Linked DNA regions of Homo sapiens: all the other regions are linked to region 2. A link is an interaction called in ENCODE POLR2A ChIA-PET data of the cell type or tissue named here. Cell type or tissue: CD4-positive, alpha-beta T cell. All regions are shown on one strand.

Region 1 (4,000 bases), 310 kb after region 2:
TTTGCTGAATACAGAGGCAACTGCATTGGCTTTGGGTTGCAGGACCTCAGGTGAGAAGCAGAGGAAGGAGAGGAGAGGGGCACAGGGTCTCTACCATCCCCTGTAGAGTGGGAGCTGAGTGGGGGATCACAGCCTCTGAAAACCAATGTTCTCTCTTCTCCACCTCCCACAAAGGAGAGCTAGCAGCAGGGAGGGCTTCTGCCATTTCTGAGATCAAAACGGTTTTACTGCAGCTTTGTTTGTTGTCAGCTGAACCTGGGTAACTAGGGAAGATAATATTAAGGAAGACAATGTGAAAAGAAAAATGAGCCTGGCAAGAATGTGTTTAAACTTGGTTTTTAAAAAACTGCTGACTGTTTTCTCTTGAGAGGGTGGAATATCCAATATTCGCTGTGTCAGCATAGAAGTAACTTACTTAGGTGTGGGGGAAGCACCATAACTTTGTTTAGCCCAAAACCAAGTCAAGTGAAAAAGGAGGAAGAGAAAAAATATTTTCCTGCCAGGCATGGTGGCCCACGCACTTCGGGAGGTCGAGGCAGGAGGATCACTTGAGTCCAGAAGTTTGAGATCAGCCTGGGCAATGTGATAAAACCCCATCTCTACAAAAAGCATAAAAATTAGCCAAGTGTGGTAGAGTGTGCCTGAAGTCCCAGATACTTGGGGGGCTGAGGTGGGAGGATCTCTTGAGCCTGGGAGGTCAAGGCTGCAGTGAGCCGAGATTGCACCACTGCACTCCAGCCTGGGTGACAGAGCAAGTGAGACCCTGTCTCAAAAAAAGAAAAAGAAAAAGAAAAAATATTTTCCCTATTAGAGAAGAGATTGTGGTTTCATTCTGTATTTTGTTTTTGTCTTAAAAAGTGGAAAAATAGCCTGCCTCTTCTCTACTCTAGGGAAAAACCAGCGTGTGACTACTCCCCCAGGTGGTTATGGAGAGGGTGTCCGGTCCCTGTCCCAGTGCCGAGAAGGAAGCCTCCCACGACTGCCCGGCAGGGTCCTAGAAATTCCCCACCCTGAAAGCCCTGAGCTTTCTGCTATCAAAGAGGTTTTAAAAAAATCCCATTTAAAAAAAATCCCTTACCTCGGTGCCTTCCTCTTTTTATTTAGTTCCTTGAGTTGATTCAGCTCTGCAAGAATTGAAGCAGGACTAAATGTCTAGTTGTAACACCATGATTAACCACTTCAGCTGACTTTTCTGTCCGAGCTTTGAAAATTCAGTGGTGTTAGTGGTTACCCAGTTAGCTCTCAAGTTATCAGGGTATTCCAGAGTGGGGATATGATTTAAATCAGCCGTGTAACCATGGACCCAATATTTACCAGACCACAAAACTTTTCTAATACTCTACCCTCTTAGAAAAACCACCACCATCACCAGACAGGTGCGAAAGGATGAAAGTGACCATGTTTTGTTTACGGTTTTCCAGGTTTAAGCTGTTACTGTCTTCAGTAAGCCGTGATTTTCATTGCTGGGCTTGTCTGTAGATTTTAGACCCTATTGCTGCTTGAGGCAACTCATCTTAGGTTGGCAAAAAGGCAGGATGGCCGGGCGCGGTGGCTCACGCCTGTAATCCTAGCACTTTGGGAGGCCAAGGTGGGAGGATTGCTTGAGCTCAGGAGTTTGAGACCAACCTGGGTAACATAGTGAGACACCATCTCTATTATGAACAATAACAGTTAAGAAAAAAAAAGGCAGGCAGGCGGTTATGGTGGTTCCCTCCCATCCCACCACATAAAGTTTCTGAGACTTGAGAACAGCAAAATGCTGTTAAAGGGAAATATTAAGAATGAGAATCTGCAGTAAGGGTGATTCTGTGCCCACAGTTCTTCAATTCTTTATACCGTTTTACCCACATGTGGTGTTACCAAAGCCGGGCAGAACCATGCTAGCGGAAGATGTGAAATCCAGATAGCTCATTATTGCCAAGAGCTAGGCAGCTTTGATCTCCAAATTGTTATTGCTTTCATTTTTATTGTAATGGAATTGCTTTGTTTTGTTTTTTTGTTTTTGTATTGAAGAGGGTTGTTTTCCCTTTATTTTTCATAAGCTAATGTAAATGAAGAAAAAATGTCTTCTCTGGGCTGTAGGCCTGGCTCAGCGTACACAGGTATACATCCTAAGCTCTCTATGTTCTCTAATCTGTGGTGACTGAACATGTGTCTCAATGCACGGGGCATTTCTACCTGTGTTTCTGCAGCACCCCCACTGCCTTGAGTCCCCAGCAGTGCTGTTATTTGCCTAACACCTGTAGCCATCTGCCACGCAGCCAGACGTGAAACGCTGAGACAGAGACCATTTAGGTTAAATACGACAGCTTATCCTGCTGGGTGGGGAAAGTAAAAAATATGCTGGTTCAAGGCCTAAAGTAAAATGATCAATAATGTTTGTAGCATTAATGAAATATTTTCAAGAAATGTGTCCAGGGGTAGCACTGGCTATGTTGACGAGGCCTTTGGTAACTCAGAGAGCTCTTGGCCCTGATGGGGACTTGCCCTTACGCTTTCTTTATCAGGCTCTGAGTTCACACGGAGCCTCTGGCACTTCCCTGCTGTCTTGGGAGAAAGGAAACTGGTTGCCGCGGCAGGTTGTGGAATCTGTTGCTGGAACCAGGCTGGAAGCCCACCTGGTAGTGAACAGGGCCCAGTGGGGCAGGCTGGGCATGTTGTGGTCTATGGGTTTGTTTCCTGGAGAATGTTCAGGAATGTCTTCCCAGCTGCTTTGGTGCTGAGCTCTATTATCTCACAGCACGTCCAGAAGGCTAACCCAGGTGGGGAGGATGCTGACACCAGCTCCAGGTGGAGTTGGTGGTCTTAATTTGGAGATGCAGGGGCAACCTGTGACCCTTTGAGGCAAGAGCCCTGCACCCAGCTGTCCCGTGCAGCCGTGGGCAGGGGCTGCACACGGAGGGGCAGGCGGGCCAGTTCAGGGTCCGTGCCAGGCCCTCCTCAGTGCCCTGTGAAGGCCTCCTGTCCTCCGTGCGGCTGGGCACCAGCACCAGGGAGTTTCTATGGCAACCTTAGTGATTATTAAGGAACACTGTCAGTTTTATGAACATATGCTCAAATGAAATTCTACTTTAGGAGGAAAGGATTGGAACAGCATGTCACAAGGCTGTTAATTAACAGAGAGACCTTATTGGATGGAGATCACATCTGTTAAATAGAATACCTCAACTCTACGTTGTTTTCTTGGAGATAAATAATAGTTTCAAGTTTTTGTTTGTTTGTTTTACCTAATTACCTGAAAGCAAATACCAAAGGCTGATGTCTGTATATGGGGCAAAGGGTCAGTATATTTTTCAGTGTTTTTTTTTCTACCAGCTATTTTGCATTTAAAGTGAACATTGTGTTTGGAATAAATACTCTTAAAAAATACCCTTGAAATGTAATTATTGCTTTGGGCATCTGGGTCATCTAAAAAAAAAAGGCTTGCCTGATTCATGAGGAGAAAGGAGTGAGGAAGGGGGGATAATTAAGTAGAACCATTTTTGGGGGGGTATCCCCTTAATGCAGGATTAAAGGACCGCTCAAAAGTAGGTAAGTTCAAGGAAGAAGCAGCAATTTCTCAGAAGGCTTTAATTATGACAGTATTTCCCACACGAGTCCTGGGATTTCTGGAAGGGGTGTGTGGGATTTTGCCACGCTTACATCACATTACCAGGTGGTGGACAGGTGGGGAAGGAAAAGGAAGGGCCATTATTTGTCAGAAGACTGTTTATTGGACCTGGGAGGGGGTGTAACACTATCACAAAGGCCACCCTGAACTCTTGATCATCAGATAGACCAAATCCATCCCCTACTGAAAAGGATCTTAGGTAGGAAAAACTTGGGACACAGCCATCCACATCTTCCAAACAGAGGAAAAGCCATCATGCGGACTCTTTGTGGGTGAGAGCTACTGTGTAAACAGTTCAGGGATGGGGAGGCGAGAACTGCAGGGAAGCCTGGAAATTATGTAACTCCACTCAAAGCTGGACTGAGAGGCGCCGCCTCTGGGCCCCCACCT
Region 2 (4,000 bases):
AAAGAATAAATCCTGTTGCTACCACCCACAAAGATGCTATTTTTAACCCAAACCTCATAGCTTCTGTGGAGAAAGCACATTTAGTTTTAATAAATAAAAGTCAAATAGGTCTGAGGGTTGGAGGGACTGGTTCTTTATTTCAAAAAGACACTTGTCAATATTCAGTATCAAAACAGTTGCACTATTGATTTCTCTTTCTCCCAATCGGCCCCAAAGAGACCACATAAAAGGAGAGTACATTTTAAGCCAATAAGCTGCAGGATGTACACCTAACAGACCTCCTAGAAACCTTACCAGAAAATGGGGACTGGGTAGGGAAGGAAACTTAAAAGATCAACAAACTGCCAGCCCACGGACTGCAGAGGCTGTCACAGCCAGATGGGGTGGCCAGGGTGCCACAAACCCAAAGCAAAGTTTCAAAATAATATAAAATTTAAAAAGTTTTGTACATAAGCTATTCAAGATTTCTCCAGCACTGACTGATACAAAGCACAATTGAGATGGCACTTCTAGAGACAGCAGCTTCAAACCCAGAAAAGGGTAATGAGATGAGTTTCACATGGCTAAATCAGTGGCAAAAACACAGTCTTCTTTCTTTCTTTCTTTCAAGGAGGCAGGAAAGCAATTAAGTGGTCACCTCAACATAAGGGGGACATGATCCATTCTGTAAGCAGTTGTGAGGGGGTAGAGATGGGACAAAATTTTGGTCTCAGAGGTCTTACCATCTTAATTTGGTAACTTCTAATGAAAAAAATAAAAAATAGAAATAACATTATCCAAAGATATCTTAAAGCTGAAAACTTGAACAGCACATTTTTTGTTTTTGTTGTTGTTTGGCTAACTCCTCCTGGAATCACCTTTCTGGTTTAGCTAGTACTTTGTACAGAACAATGAGGTTTCCCACAGCGGAGTCTCCCTGGGCTCTGTTTGGCTCTCGGTAAGGCAGGCCTACACCTTTTCCTCTCCTCTATGGAGAGGGGAATATGCATTAAGGTGAAAAGTCACCTTCCAAAAGTGAGAAAGGGATTCGATTGCTGCTTCAGGACTGTGGAATTATTTGGAATGTTTTACAAATGGTTGCTACAAAACAACAAAAAAGGTAATTACAAAATGTGTACATCACAACATGCTTTTTAAAGACATTATGCATTGTGCTCACATTCCCTTAAATGTTGTTTCCAAAGGTGCTCAGCCTCTAGCCCAGCTGGATTCTCCGGGAAGAGGCAGAGACAGTTTGGCGAAAAAGACACAGGGAAGGAGGGGGTGGTGAAAGGAGAAAGCAGCCTTCCAGTTAAAGATCAGCCCTCAGTTAAAGGTCAGCTTCCCGCAGGCTGGCCTCAGGCGGAGTCTGGGTCAGAGGGAGGAGCAGCAGCAGGGTGGGACTGGGGCGTTCTACATCTCATTCAGGTCAAGCAGGGTCTGGTCCAGCATCCTTTGTGTACAGAGGTGCTCCTCTTTGGTGCATTTCAGTTTATCTAATGGGGGTAAAGGAGAGAAGTTACAAGAACTAGAAGTAAATTTCAAGGTCTACCCGCTCTTTGAGACTTGCTCCTGTTGCAGAGAAGCTGCAGACTGATAAAGCAGCTGCCTTCTCAGCCACAGAAGTGAGCTATTACATCACCCAGTTTTGTAGGGCCTTTGGCTTGCCTACTGAAGTTGTAGGTGTTGCTGCACTTCCTGGGTGAGGGAGTTAGGGCCCTTATCAGCCATTTCCTCTCCCTCCCACACCCAACCAACACTTTCAGCTTTCAGTCAATGAAAGAGCAAGCCTTAACCATCAGCCATCCACTTTTCTAGGTTTTGCCCACATAACAATACCCTCTTGAAATGGCTCACCGGAGTTTGAACATTGCAAACAATAGAAACATCAGAATCTCAGATTATAAAGAGCACAGGAAGATCCTCATGCACTACATGTTTTTTCGAAAAAGTAGAGGCCAAAGTAATAACTGATGGGATAAATAAAAGGGCGCTCACAGTTAAGTCAAATAATCTCTAAAGAAAACAAAGCCAAGAATACTACTGAAACAAGTAGTTGTAAGCAAACCTTGAGATTGCTGCAGAGCTATTGAACAGAACTAGCTTGTGACAGTTACTTGAAATTAACATAAAACCAGAAAAAGGACGCAAAAGTCAGAAAGAAAATCAGCAGCTGAACATTAAGGAGAATCTAATCTGTCTAGCAAGCAAACCACTCTGACTGCTCTAAAGAGGTGAGGAAAATACTCAAATCTTCAACTCAGAGAAGGTGATGGCAACACAGACCCATATTCATATCCCACAACTTTTCTTTCACTTCCCTTTTTTCCACCCAGTCAGAAGGACCCATTCCTGGGCCTGCCGATGAAGCAGTTACAACAACTTGTCAAGTCAGTCCTTTTATTGTTAAAAACATCCATGCAAGGGAACATATCCTACAGTCAGTGCCCAAGTGAAAGAGCAGCAAATAAGGGTGGAAAACAAAATTCTCGCAAGTTTTCTCACTATAATCTCTCAGGCCCCTCCCTTCTTCACCCATAATCTCTTCTAAAGGGACAGAAACTTCACAATGGTCAACTTCACAATGCTGTTAGGAAATCAACATTCTAACTGCCCCAATTAAAATGCAATTTGCTCAGGGCAAAATAATAACTTTTAAAAAGACAATCAGCTTTTTGTTGGGGTCCAGGTCAGTGGTGTGAGCAGTAAGCTCAGTTTAATGGGCATCATTGAGCCCTGCCCATCAGTCACACAGATCATGCAGCGTTAGCTTCAGCTCATTAGAAAGCAGGCGGTTTCGCTCAAGTTGGCTGTAGAGACGCTCTGCAGCAGCAACGGAGAGGAGGGGAACACAAGAGAAGGAGAGGAAAAAGAGGAGGAGAAAGAGAAAAAGGGAAAGTTAGTAGAGTACCAGAAGTAAATTATGAGTCTTTCAACTAGCTGGTATATATAACATGCATCTGTAAGGCAGGGTGGATGCAAGGAGGATTCAGATAGAGGGCAATAAGAGTCAGTCAGTTGGTGGAAAGACCAACAGAGGAAATTCAGACTGACAAGTTGGTAGGACAACATTTTGAGGGAGAAAAAATGCTTCCTTCACAATATTTATTCCCTGGGTTGAGAAACTGAAACAAGGGAAATGGCAAAGGAAGGAATACAGTTGGCTTCGAAGAAATGTGTTCACAATAATCAGGGTTTGAAAGGAATGGAAGTGAACAGCTGAACATTTTTCTGTGAAAGCATTCAAGACAGCATTATAAACAGTATACTGGGAGAAATATCCCCACACTCATTCACTCCTATACTTTCTAATGCTTTGTGTTACAGATATTGTGTGATAGACCCATTTCAGTGGCCTAGCCAATAAATATTCAATTTCTTCTTCTTCTTTAAAAGAACCCCAAACCTGTTAAGAGTCAACAAATAGTGTGCCTAGTCCCAGGGAAGGCAAATTACTGGTATAAGCTACTCAAGACTATCCTGTTGTTTTTCAGCCTCCCTTGCAGCTAGGGGTGATCATATGATCCAGTTTTAACCAATGAGATGTAGAAAGATAGTCTGCTGGGGGCTTCTGGGAAAACTTTAGCTTTCCCTCTTGCCTTCAACATGGATGTGATGACCAGAGTTGCATATTTCAATCTTAAGAGAAAAGACCAAGAGAATCATGGAAAGCCCAGCTACAACAGGCCACAGTTGCTCATGGCTAGATGTATGTGATTAAAAAACAAATCCCATATTTATTTAAGCTACTAAGTAAGTTATTTCCTTTTTTTTTTTTTTTTTTTTTACAAATCAGGCTAAAGGACAATTTAGCAAGCATTCCTGATACAAGCAGCTAAGTGCTCAAATCTAATAGGTTTATCTGGATTTTCCATTTGAAGCACACTTTAAAGAGATAGTGGGATATGGAAGATTCAAATACATCTGACTAGCACAGGGATAATACAACTTTGGGGACAGGAAAACCAAACTCTTCCTGGTATACTCCTAGTATCAACCTCTGAAATTCACAAATAAGTTT
Region 3 (4,000 bases), 160 kb before region 2:
TAATCGCAGCATTTTGGGAGGCTGAGGTGGGCGGATCACGAGGTCAGGAGATTGAGACCATCCTGGCTAACACAGTGAAACCCCGTCTCTACTAAAAATATAAAAAATTAGCTGGGCGTGTTGGCGGGTGCCTGTAGTCCCAGCTACTCAGGAGGCTGAGGCAGGAGAATGGTGTGAACCTGGGAGGCGGAGCTTGTAGTGAGCTGAGATCGTGCCACTGCACTCCAGCCTGGGCGATAGAGCCAGACTCTGTCTCAGAAAAAAAAAAAAAAGTGGGGAAATGGAGTAGACAATAGTGTTGTGTTAATTTTTTTTTTTTTAGGCTGTGTGTGGTGGCTCACGCCTGTAATCCCAGCACTTTGGGAGGCCTAGGTGGGCAGACCACCTGAGGTCAGGCATTCAAGACCAGCCTGGCCAACATGCCACTAAAAATAAAAAATTAGACAGGTGTGGTGGCGGGTGTCTGTAATTCCAGCTACTCGAGAGGCTGAGGCAGGAGAATCGCTTGAAACTGGGCGATGGAGGTTGCAGTGAGCCAAGATTGCACCACTTCACACCAGCCTGGGTGACAATGGGACTCCATCTCAAAAAAATTTTTTTTTAGACACACAGTATCACTGGAGTACAGTGGCACAATCATGGCTTACTGCCACCTTGAATTCCCTGTCTCAAGAAATCCTGCCTCAGCTTCCCTAGTAGCTGGGACTAGATGTGTGCCACCACCACACCCAGCTAATTTTAAAGTTTTTTTGTAGAGATGGAGTCTCTCTGTGTTGCCCAGGCTGGTCTTAAATTCCTAGACTCAAGCCATCCTCCCACTTTGGCCTCCCAAAGTGCTAGGATTACAGGTGTGAGCCATTGCACCCAGTCTGTTTTGTTACTTGAATTATCCCTAACTATGAATTTCAGCAAAAGTAGCTGTTATACCTCAAGATTTAGTAGTGGTTTCCACTTCTGAGTGGTGTGTGTTTGCCAAATCCAGTTTGTTGCTTCTTGGTAGTAAGTTGAGGACCTTTTTTTTTTGAAACGGAGTCTTGCTCTGTCACCCAGGCTGAAGTGCAGTGGCACGATCTTGGCTCACTGCAACCTGTGTCTCCCAGGTTCAAGCACTTCTGCCTCAGCCTCCCGAGTAGCTGGGATTACAGGCATGTGCCACCACACTGACTAATTTTTGTTATTTTTAGTAGAGATGGAGTTTCACCATGTTGGCCAGGCTGGTCTCGAACTCCTGAACTTAGGTGACCCACCCGCCTTGGCCTCCCAAAGTGCTGGGATTACAGGCATAAGCCACCATGCCCGGCTGAGGGGGACCTTTAATCCACCACGTTACTAGGACTAGCAAGGCTTAGTTTACACTGTTTGTTAAAATTATATGTGATAAGTGGCTAATTTTCATCCTTATTTGTGAAATAAGGCAGTTTCATCTGGGCGCGGTGGCTCACGCCTGTAATCCCAGCACTTTGGGAGGCCGAGGCGGGTGGATCACGAGGTCAGGAGTTCAAGACCAGCCTGGCCAAGATGGTGAAACCCCGTCTCTACTAAAAATACAAAAATTAGTCGGGAGCAGTGGCCGGCGCCTGTAATCCCAGCTACTCGGGAGGCTGAGGCAGGAGAATTGCTTGAACTCGGGCGGCAGAGGTTGCTGTAAGCCAAGATTGCGCCACTGCACTCCAGCGTGGGCGACAGACTTAAACTCCATCTCAAAAAAAAAAAAAAAAAGGCAGTTTTCATGTCAAAGTCTATGTTATTGAATATAAGGACTCTACCTAGGAAGATGGAAGCTGTTGATGCCAGCACTGCAAAGAGGGTCAAGAGCAGGATCTGGTAAGAGCCAGTGAACCGCTTGAGGATGGCGGAATCTTCACAGTGATCTATACATTGGCCATAACAAAACAAGATAATAGTTAATAGCAACCATGGGCAGATGCTGCATTTTTTAAATTTAATTTTTTTTGAGACAGAGTTTTACTCTCACTCTGTCCCCCAGGCTGGAGGGCAGTGGTGCGATCTCAGCTCACTGCAACCTCCAGCAGATGCTGCATTTTAAAACTTATGACTAAAAATAGTAATAAGAGTATCTGCCAGAAGTATTCAAAACCCAGCCTTCTTAGTAAGAGAGAAGAGAGCTTCAGATGTGAACTATACTTGGCTCAACCGCGTCTTTTTGACTTCTTCCTATCTCCAGAGTAATACAACTCTCTAATTCTTGAGCTTGTTATTTCTTCCTCTTAGATTTCAAAGGATGCTTTAAATCCTCTGCTACTTTAAAATGCTGGTTACCACTTCTTCCTCTTCCAGGGACGTTGTCTGCAGGCACTCAGAATGGTCCAGCGTTTGACATACCAACGTAGGCTTTCCTACAATACAGCCTCTAACAAAACTAGGCTGTCCCAAACCCTTGGTAATAGAATTGTTTACCTTTATACCAAGATGGATGGGAAAGCACCAAAATCTGCATGTGGCATGTGCCCAGGCAGACTTCAAGGGATTCGTGCCGTAAAACCTGAAGTTCTTACGAGATTGTCCAAAACAACATGTCGGGTTCCATGTGTGCTAAATGTGTTCGTGACTGGATCAAGTGTGCTCTCCTTATCGAGGAGCAGAAAATTGTTGTGAAAGTGTCGAAGGCACAAGCACAGTCAGCTAAATAAAAAATGAAACTTTTGAGTAATAAAAATGAGGAGACTTAAAAAAAAAATGCGGCCTGGCGTGGTGGCTCACACCTGTAATCCCAGCATTTTGGGAGGCCAAGGCGGGTGGATCACAAGGTCAGGAGATCAAGACCATCCTGGCTAACATGGTGAAACCCCGTCTCTACTAAAAATAGAAAAAATTAGCTGGGTGTGGTGGCATGCACCTGTAGTCCCAGCTACTTGGGAGGCTGAGGCAGAAGAATGGCGTGAACCCGGGAGGCGGAGCTAGCAGTGAACCGAGATCTCTCCACTGCACTCCAGCCTGGGTGACAGAGCCAGACTCTATTTCAAACAAAACAAAACAAACAAAAACATGCTGTTTACCTTTCCCGTGCACTTTAACCCCAGGTAACATGCTTCCCTTCACTAAACTTGTGATAGTATGCTGATTCCATTTATAATTGTAATCTCTATCTTGAAACATTTTCTTTTCATTTTTTTGAGAGGGAGTCTCTGTTGCCCAGGCTGGAGTGCAGTGGCACCATCTCAACTCCCTGCAACCTCCGCCTCCTGGGTTCAAGCAATTCTTTTGTCTCAGCCTCCCTAGTAGCTGGCATTACAGGTGCCCACCACCATGCCTGGCTAATTTTCGTATTTTTAGTAGGGATGAGTGTCACCATTTTGGCCAGGCTGGCCTCAAACTCCTGACCTCAGGTGATCCACCCGCCTTGGCCTCCCAAAGTGCTGGAATTACAGGCATGAGCCGCTGCACCCAGCCAAAACTTTTTTTTAAGATCATCAGTGACCACTTAAATCCACAGTACCTTTGTCCTACTCAGGATGTCATTTTTTGGGAGCACTCTGATTTGTATCTAACCTTATCCTCAATAAAACTGTAGACTTGCCTTTTTTTTTTTTTTTTTTTTTGAGACAAGGTCTCAGGCTGGAGTGCAGTGGTGCAGTCATGGCTTACTGCAGCCTCCTAAGTAACTAGGACTACAGGTGCACACCATCATGTCCGACTTTTTTTTTGTTTTTGAGATGGAGTTTCACTCTTGTTGCCCAGGCTGCAGTGCAATGGCATGATCTCGGCTCACCGCAACCTCTGCCTCCCAGATTCAAGCAATTCTGCTGCCTCAGCATCCTGCGTAACTGGGATTACAGGGGCCCGCCACCACGCCCAGATAATTTTTGTATTTTTAGTAGAGATGGGTTTTCACCATGTTGGCCAGGATGGTCTCGAACTCCTCACCTCAGGTGATCCAACCACTTCGGCCTCCCAAAGTGGTGGGATTACAGGCATGAGCCATCGCGCTGGCCTTTTTTTTTTTTTTAACACCTGAATAATTTAAATGTTTTTCTTTAAC

What was found. ChIA-PET counts read pairs that join two places held together with the same protein. Peaks named below come from ENCODE experiments on the same cell type or tissue, not always from the same donor. Only the 100,000 strongest peaks of a DNase experiment are listed, where the experiment ranks them.
Region 1: POLR2A ChIA-PET joins it to region 2 with 6 read pairs; 1 of 35 experiments calls an interaction of 5 or more read pairs at or near these places.
Region 3: POLR2A ChIA-PET joins it to region 2 with 9 read pairs; 19 of 35 experiments call an interaction of 5 or more read pairs at or near these places.

What each region holds. Positions count from the first base shown.
Region 1 is chr1:154,466,082-154,470,081 of GRCh38, forward strand. It overlaps IL6R (interleukin 6 receptor), which reads left to right. Exons shown (of 10, transcript NM_000565.4): 10 at 1-3,369. It also overlaps a transcript of SHE not described here. Among named protein-coding and RNA genes, the nearest start is that of TDRD10, 34 kb to the right of the region's middle. In CD4-positive, alpha-beta T cell, no CTCF peak of the experiment used is centred here; DNase peaks (open chromatin) are centred at 1,010, 1,320 and 1,820; H3K27ac peaks cover 2,319 bases.
Region 2 is chr1:154,156,247-154,160,246 of GRCh38, forward strand. It overlaps a transcript of TPM3 not described here. Among named protein-coding and RNA genes, the nearest start is that of NUP210L, 3.2 kb to the left of the region's middle. In CD4-positive, alpha-beta T cell, no CTCF peak of the experiment used is centred here; a DNase peak (open chromatin) is centred at 1,655; H3K27ac peaks cover 3,504 bases.
Region 3 is chr1:153,993,310-153,997,309 of GRCh38, forward strand. NUP210L (nucleoporin 210 like) reads right to left here. Exons shown (of 40, transcript NM_207308.3): 38 at 1,767-1,871. It also overlaps the pseudogene RPL34P5. Among named protein-coding and RNA genes, the nearest start is that of RPS27, 4.5 kb to the left of the region's middle. In CD4-positive, alpha-beta T cell, no CTCF peak of the experiment used is centred here; no DNase peak of the experiment used is centred here.